Linked DNA regions of Homo sapiens: region 1 is linked to region 2. Evidence: read pairs that join two places in POLR2A ChIA-PET (ENCODE). Cell type or tissue: OCI-LY7. All regions are shown on one strand.

Region 1 (4,000 bases), 150 kb after region 2:
GCGGAGGTTGCAGTGAGTCAAGATTGCACCACTGCACTCCAGCCTGGGCGACAGAGCGAGACTCCGTCTCAAAAAAAAAAAAAAAAAAAAAAGAACTATAAGTCAGTTATTATCTCCCAACATAGCTCTTTTATTTTATTTTTAATTTTTTTAAATTATATTTTAAGTTCTGGAATACATGTGCAGAACGTGCACTTTTGTTACATAGGTATACACGTGCCATGGGGGTTAGCCCTTTTATTAACTGTTCTCTGAACCGCAACCATCTCCTGATATTTGGTAGAGTAACACCTTTATATGTGTGCTTGCCTCCTAATTTAAAATACTGTATTCACATGTAGATATAATGTACATAACAGTTTAACTTCAAAGTTGCTGGGGTCAGGGCCCCCTGCACTTGAGACACTAATACAGAGTGTGTTCGCGCTTAGCCATGGACTGGACTCAAGAACCTGATACCAGGGTTGATGTGGATTACCTGGAACCCTTCCTGCAGTATTCCTACAGTGTTTTTATTTTGTTGTCATTGTGTGTGTGGTTTGTGTGTGTTTTTAAGGAGAATCTTGTTTTAAAATGTAATTTCTAAAGTTGAACATGAATGTTTTATTTGTTGTACAGTATATATTATACAATAGAGAGGTAACTTAAACATTTTTGTTCTTATTCTTTTTCTCATAAGTACTCCTGAGTACTAGTGGTCACTTCCCGTAGTATTCATTTGGCTTCACTGTCAAAAATCATTATTCTGTGCAGTTGTGGCCCTGGGAAGGGGAAATAATAAGGCCCTATTGACGGGCTGTCCTGGCTCTGGAATTCATGCATCCTGTCCTTGCCAAGGTTCTGGCAGGGCCCGCTGGTGTGTTGGAGCCTGCAGGTCAGGTCAGGCTGGTTCAGAGGTCCATGCTGAGGGGAGGGCACTCCTAAGTGGTGTAAAGCCTCAAGTCCATGAATCCCACCCCAGTCATCTCTGGTGTCACGTGCTGCTGCGGCCTCAGCAGGTTCTCAAAGCTCCCGAGTACTCCCGAGTACACAGCCCAAATGTGTAAATGGCACTGTCTCCCTGATGGTGCATGGAAAGGACGTTGGCATCTGGCACTATCACCCTGACAGTGCATGGAAAGGACATTGGCATCCAGTTGGCACTCCTTCTCCCTTATTCAATATTAGGTTTGATTTGCCCTTTGCCGTTGTTTCCAAAGATCAAGGAATGTCAATAACTTTTTTTTTTTTTTGAGACAGAGTCTCGCATTGTAGCCCGGGCTGGAGTGCAGTGGCGCAATCTCAGATCGCTGCAACCTCCTCACCTCCAGGTTCAAGTGATTCTCCTGCCTCAGCCTCCCAAGTAGCTGGGACTACAGGCACGTGCCACCACACCCAGCTAATTTTTGCATTTTTAATAGAGACGGGGTTTCACTATATTGACCGAACTGGTCTCGAACTCCAGACCTTGTGATCCGCCTGCCTCAGGCTCCCAAAGTGCTGGGATTACTTTGGGAGCCACCGTGCCCGGCCATCAATAGCATTTTAAAGGACCAATAAACAGCCTCCTATAAATTAAACCTCTTCCTGTGGAAGCATGCTCTACTACTAAAGGGAAGGTCCTTGGGCTCCGATTTGTCCTTTGCATTGAGAACGGTGTGGGGATCAATGTGTGTGTATGTGATTTATCGAGTTGGCTTTGCTTTTTTAGTTTTTCTTAAAAAAAATCCTTCCTTCCCATGTTACTAATTTATGTTTTTGAGAAGTTGAGTCTCAAAGCGTAAACAATAAACCTCCATTCATAAGGCAGATGTTGTAAGCTTGATGGTGGTTGTGAAAGTGATTTAGTTTTGACCTCTTTTCGTCCTACAACTTCAATATCAAACTGCTCAGGAAAGCCCAGGGGGAAGGTAGGGGCAGAGGAGGAGACAATTCGGAATGAATGAATAGATTTTTTGTTGTTTTTGCTTGTTTAATATAGAAGTCCCCCTTGTTCCTTGGGAGATCATGGCCTTTGAATATGTACACAACCTTTGAATTGTTCCTACTAAATTATAGCAAGGGACTTTGGCACCCAAGGAATTCTGACTTTCTGGGATTATAATAGTAAATTCCCAGCCATACTCTGGACTTTATTTTGCTAACCATAATTGAGCAAATGTAAATTACTGCTATATTAATGTTTTAAAGCACTGGGATAGTCTAATTCTAACTTGTAGTTAATTATGTTTGCCAATTATTTGTTTGAAATAAATTTGTGTCTGAACAGCTATTGAAACTGTTCAATTGTACAGATATTATTCATGACAGCTTTGTACTGTGGAATGTGCTTAATCAAAAACAAAAAAGTTTGAAAAAAAAAGAAGAGGTTTGCTGAACTTTCAGATTCCTTTTTTGTTGTTGTTAACTATTTGCCACCCAAGCTAGAAATCAGCACCACCTAGGGGTCCTTGATGTTATAATCAGAGAACAAGACAGGCCGGCTGGCCCTGATGCGAGCCATGAGCAAGCTCCAATGAGCCCCTTTCTTCCACGTTTGATGAGTAGAGGAAAATATTGGGGGTGAATTTTCAATAACCTGAATCGATTGCACTTTTTCTTGTAGACTAGCCATCATTAAATCCACTTACGCGCTCCCCTGTGCCCCTCTCTTTCCTTCTGGAATGTTCAGTGCCTGTTTCCAGTCCCATTTTTCAGTCGGATGGGATTGCCCTTCATTACAGTTTTGTGGGTTATGAGTTATGAGCTCTTCCTCTGTGAGGGCCAGCAGGGCACCCCCACTCTCCTGTAACAAGGAAAGGGTGTTGTGTAGTAAAGAATTTTAAGCTTACTTGAAGTGAGATCTGGGCTTTGCCCTTGGCTCTTGGGAGGTGATCTCTAAGCCCTTAGATGTCCTGCTTGATAATAGCACTGTGTTTACCTGGAGGCCATGGGCCATGCCAAACAGACACAACATGTTAGACCAATGTGATTTATGGTGGGAGATTTGGCCACACCATATCAGCTTGACCCCTGAAGGAATAGACTAAGGTCAAGCCAGCCATGTCCACAAGACCAAGCCCTACTATACACTCTGGACACCAACAGCCTGGTGAGTTTCCTTGGTTGGCAATACTCCATGTATATAGTCCGTGCATATAGTTTCCAGAAGGAGTCCATTACTCCACTGGGAGAGGACTGCTGGAAGCTCTCCTGGACACTGCCCTATGTGTGTCTTCCCTTGGCTGATGTTAATCTGTGTCCTTTTGCTATGATAAACTGTAAGTATAAGTATAATAGCTTTCAGTACGTTCTGCGAGTCCACCAAGTGGATTATTGAACTTGAAGGTGGTTGTGGGGACCCCTAAACTTTAAATTGGTATCAGAGGGGAAAGTGGTCTTGGGGGCTCTTTCCTAACTTTATAGTCATGTACTAGGAATCTGAGCACATGATCTCAACAAAAACAACAACAAGAAAGAAGAAAGAGAGCAAGAAAAGAAAGAGAAAGAAGAGAAAGAAGAAAGAAAAAAAGAAAGAGGAAGGAAGAAAAGGAAGGAAGAAAGGAAATGAAAAAGAAAGAAAGAATAAAGAAAAGAAAGGAAAAAAATGCAAACAAACAAAAATGAACAGATGGTCTCTAGTCTTGGATTCTCCATTTACTGGCTGGGTAAACCACTTCATTCTTTGAACCTCCTTTCCTGCCCACTCAGTGAGGAGGATGTTATCTGTGTGCTGAAGGAGGCTGCCGTGGCGGTTTAGATGGAAGGAAGTGTCTACAGGGAGGAAAGAGGGGTCGGGGCTGAAGAATAAGGACCTGGAGCCTGAGTAGAAGCCATTTCTCAAAATTAAAGTCTTAGGAACCACTCACATGGTGGGTGAATGCAAGCTCTAGTTACATAATAATATAAACAGAAATTTAAATTGCAATGCACCTATTGCCCATCAGAATGGCAAAAACTCAAAATCTTTACAAACCACTATGCGGTGAGGCTGTGGATGAGGCTGTGGGATTCACACAATAGTGCGATCCCGTTGAGGGGA
Region 2 (4,000 bases):
ATTCAAGAAATGCTTTCTTTTCTTTTCTTTCATTTTATTTATTGATTAATTGATTGATACAGTGTCTCTCTCTGTCACCCAGGCTGGAGTGTAGTGGCGCAATCTCAGCTCACTGTAGCCACTACCTTCCAGGATGAAGCCATCCTCCCACCCCAGCCTCCCAAGTAGCTGGGACTACAGACCCATGACATCACTCCTGGCTAATTCATAGAGATGGGGTGTCCTATATTGCCCAAGCTGGTCTTGAACTCCTGGGCTCAAGCAATCTGCCTACTTCAGCCTCCCAAAATGTTGGGATTAAAGATGTGAGCCACCATGCCTGGTGTAAGAAATGGATCTACCAAGTTCAGGCTATTTTGTAATAATTTTCATTGTGTATGTGTGGTTTTTGGTTTTGCTTTTTGCTTTTTGGGTTTGTTTTTTTTTTTTTTTGAGTCAGAGTCTTGCTCTGTTGCCCAGGCTGGAGTCCAGTGACACAATCATAACTCACTGCAACCTCAAACTCCTGGGCTCAAGCAATTCTCCCACCTCAGCCTCCCAAGTAGCTAGGACTACAAGTGTGCACCACCATGCCCAGCTAATTTTTAAATTTTTTTGTAGAAGTTGAGGGGTGGGGGGTTGGGGGGGGGCTCTCACTGTGTTGCTCAGGCTCGTCTTGAACTTCTGGCCTCAAGCAATCCTCCTGCCTTAGCCTCCTGAAGCCCTGAGATAACAAGCATGAGCCACCACACCTGGCTAATTTTTAGTTGTTTAGACTGTCTTGTCCTCAAGGCAACAATCTATTGCAGCTGATTCACGAGGCTCACACCTTTGTAAGTTTTGTGATAATAACTGAGGGCCAGGTTGCAGCCTGAGGCTTCTTGGGTCTGGCTTCCTGTCCTTTCCACAGGTCCTAGGTGCCTCTCCCACCATGCACAAGGCCCTGATCCAGTCCTAGGACAGTTGGCTAAAGAGCCTGTCAGCTAATGCTCAGCCTTTTCCAGCTGTTTACCCCATTTTTCTCATGTGTTGACTAACACTTCCTGCCCCCAAAACCTGTCAGCTCCAAGATGTACTCCACAATCGTTCTGTCTCCCATCTGTCCATCTGGGGCCCAGGGGACACAGCAAGAGTCTCAAAAGGCCCATTTGCATCTCACCCACATCAGTAGAGCAAAAAGGGGGCATTGCTGTAATAAAGAAATAATTGAAGGTAGAAAGTGCTAAAGCAAAAGGGGAAAGGAAGATTATCCAAATGCAACTAAATATAGATTCTACTGTGGGTCATGTTGCTGAGGTGCAGACATTTACAGCAGGTGTTCAGTTTTGCTTAACGCAAGACTCTTTGCAATCATTTTTAAGTAGTACAGTGAAAGGGCCCTTAGGGAAAGAGCTCCCCTTGTTCTCACTTTGCAGATGTAGAGGCCTGAGAAGCAGGGAGGTGAAGTAGTTCACCCACGATCCCACAGCTGCTAAGTGCCAGGGCTAGGACTCCATCCCAGGGCTTGGGACAGTCAAACAGGGCCTCTTTCAACAAGCCCGTATTGTCTCTCAGCAAAGATCTATAAAAAGCTGGATGATAATAAAATAAGCTTATGCAACACTTTTGCCTAATGCAAATTAAGAAATTGATTTCAGGAACAGAAACTTGGGTAGGGTTTGCCCACATACAAACAACACTAAAGAGAAAGTTGACTACTTAAAATAGAAGACACTGTTCTCTCATGTGACTGAAAGGATTATTTCTATTCTGAAAAACTGAGAGGTTGCCTGTCATAAAGTCGTGTCCTCAAATTCAGAAACTTTAAAGTTTAATGCGGCCCAACGCATTGACTCACACCTGTAATTCCAACACTGGGAGTCCAAGGTGGGAGCTTGAGCCCAGAAGTTCGAGACCAGCCTAGGCAACATGGCAAGACACCGTCTCTACAAAAAAAATTTTTTTTAATTAGCTAGGCGTGGTGGCACATGCCTGTAGCCCAAGCTACTTGGGAGGCTAAGGCAGGAGGACCCCTTGAGCCCAAAAAGTCAAGGTTGCAGTAAGCCATGATCACACCACTGCAACCCAGCATGGGTGACAGAGTGAGACCCTGTCTCAAAAATTAAAGTTTAAAAATAAAGTTTTTTAAATAAAAAAAAAAAGTCTGGCCAGGAGCGGTGGCTCACACGTATAATCCTAGCACTTTGCGAGGCCGTGGTGGATGGATCACTTGAGCTTAGGAGTTCAAGACTAGCCTGAGTAACATGGCGAGACCCCATCTCTACAAAAAAATACAAAAAAAATTAGCCAGGCATGGTGGCACACACCTGTAGTCCCAGCTACTCAGGAGGCTGAGTTGGGAGGATCTGACCTCTTGAGTCCTGGAGGTCTAGGCTGCAGTGAGCCAAGATTGCACCACTGCAGTCCAGCCTGGGTGACAAAGTGAGACCCTGTATCAAAAAATATATATACATATATATATAAATGTTTAAAAGCCTAATGTAAGTGTCTCCAGTATACTGTAAGTAAAGTGACTTGTGTTTGTGAATTTAATCACTTGCAAAACACATAGTCATTCTCTCACTTGTCTTTACAATAACTCTGTGAGGAGCTGAGCATCAATCAGTGTCATCATTATCTCCATTCCACAAATAAGGAGATGGCGGCTCAGAGAAACTAAATGAATTCTCAATATCATGCAGCTGAACCTTGAACCTCAGGCTGCTGAATTCTTTTTATAAGGTATGGTAGAAGGGAATTCAAGCTCGAAGTCAGGAAGACGGATATGAGTCCTGACTTGGCCACTTACTTGGTCTCTGTCATTGAACAACTTATTTACCGCACAGAGCCTCAGCTGATGCATCTGTAAAATAGGGAGAATCACACCTGTGTGGTAGCTTTTATGAGTATTCAATGAAGCAATGTATGAAAAGCATCAAGGTCAGTGCCTGGCACAAACCAGGTTCTCAGACAAGTAATCCTTGCTATTGCTGATATATACAGCTTCTATTATACTATTTTGCAGCTTTTCCAGCTAGTCACGGCACAATACATGACTTAAAGACACAAAAGGGAGACTTCCTTTCCTCTGATCTCACTCCCTGATTCACTGGCCTGGCTTCTTATAAAGAAAGGTCTTGGCCTGGTTTAAGCAGAAATTCATTTACCAAAAGAATTAGTTGATGAAGGCCAGGCGCGGTGGTTCACGCCTGTAATCCCAGCACTTTGTGAGGCCGAGGCAGGCAGATCATGAGGTCAGGAGATCGAGACCATCCTGGCTAACATGGTGAAACCCCGTCTCTACTAAAAATACAAAAAATTAGCTGGGCGTGGTGGCGGGCGCCTGTAGTCCCAGCTACTTCGGAGGCTGAGGCAGGAGAATGGCGTGAACCTGGGAGGCGGAGCTTGCAGTGAGCCGACGTGCGCCACTATACTCCAGCCTAGGTGACAGAGCGAGACTCCGTCTCAAAAAAAAAAAAAAAAAAAGAATTAGTTGATGAGGTCACCAGTAAATGTAAAGCATTTCATTTATTCACACAATAAATGTTAATAAAGAGTGTACTATAACCCAAGCTTTAGGGAGACCATGTAGCACTTGGTAGGCACAGTCCCAGGCCTCAGGGAGCTGAAGTGATGGGGAAGGCAAACATCAAGCAAGTCACTGGCACCACCAACGTGATTCAGACACGTCTGATCACCCCCGATCACCTGGCATTTTCAGGGCTTAGAATCAGTAAACAAATAGAAACTCCTTAGTTCCCTGCTTTCTCCACTTCTCTGCAAATCATCACCAATTAAGTGCGCATTCAATAAAAGCAGAGAAAAACATTAAGTCCTTAGTGATTCCCATCACTGCTGCCCACATTTCATTGCTGAGAACTAATCACATGACCATAACTGGGCATGAAGAGGGTTGAGAAAATAGCCCTTGACTGGGCTGTCACTTTCCATGCTAGGAAAGGGAGGATGCATTTTTGGTAGCCAAATGGCATATACTTGGGAAAGACCATTGTGACTTTTCTGCCACAGCCAGAAAGAAGGC

What was found. Peaks named below come from ENCODE experiments on the same cell type or tissue, not always from the same donor. Only the 100,000 strongest peaks of a DNase experiment are listed, where the experiment ranks them.
Region 1: POLR2A ChIA-PET joins it to region 2 with 6 read pairs; 3 of 35 experiments call an interaction of 5 or more read pairs at or near these places.

What each region holds. Positions count from the first base shown.
Region 1 is chr21:31,622,285-31,626,284 of GRCh38, reverse strand. No RefSeq gene overlaps it. Among named protein-coding and RNA genes, the nearest start is that of SOD1, 35 kb to the left of the region's middle. In OCI-LY7, CTCF peaks have their summits at 2,207 and 2,415 (motif pointing left); a DNase peak (open chromatin) is centred at 2,434.
Region 2 is chr21:31,770,457-31,774,456 of GRCh38, reverse strand. No RefSeq gene overlaps it. Among named protein-coding and RNA genes, the nearest start is that of SCAF4, 40 kb to the right of the region's middle. RefSeq lists an enhancer at 1,344-1,633. In OCI-LY7, no CTCF peak of the experiment used is centred here; a DNase peak (open chromatin) is centred at 1,616; H3K4me3 peaks cover 1,844 bases; H3K27ac peaks cover 3,176 bases.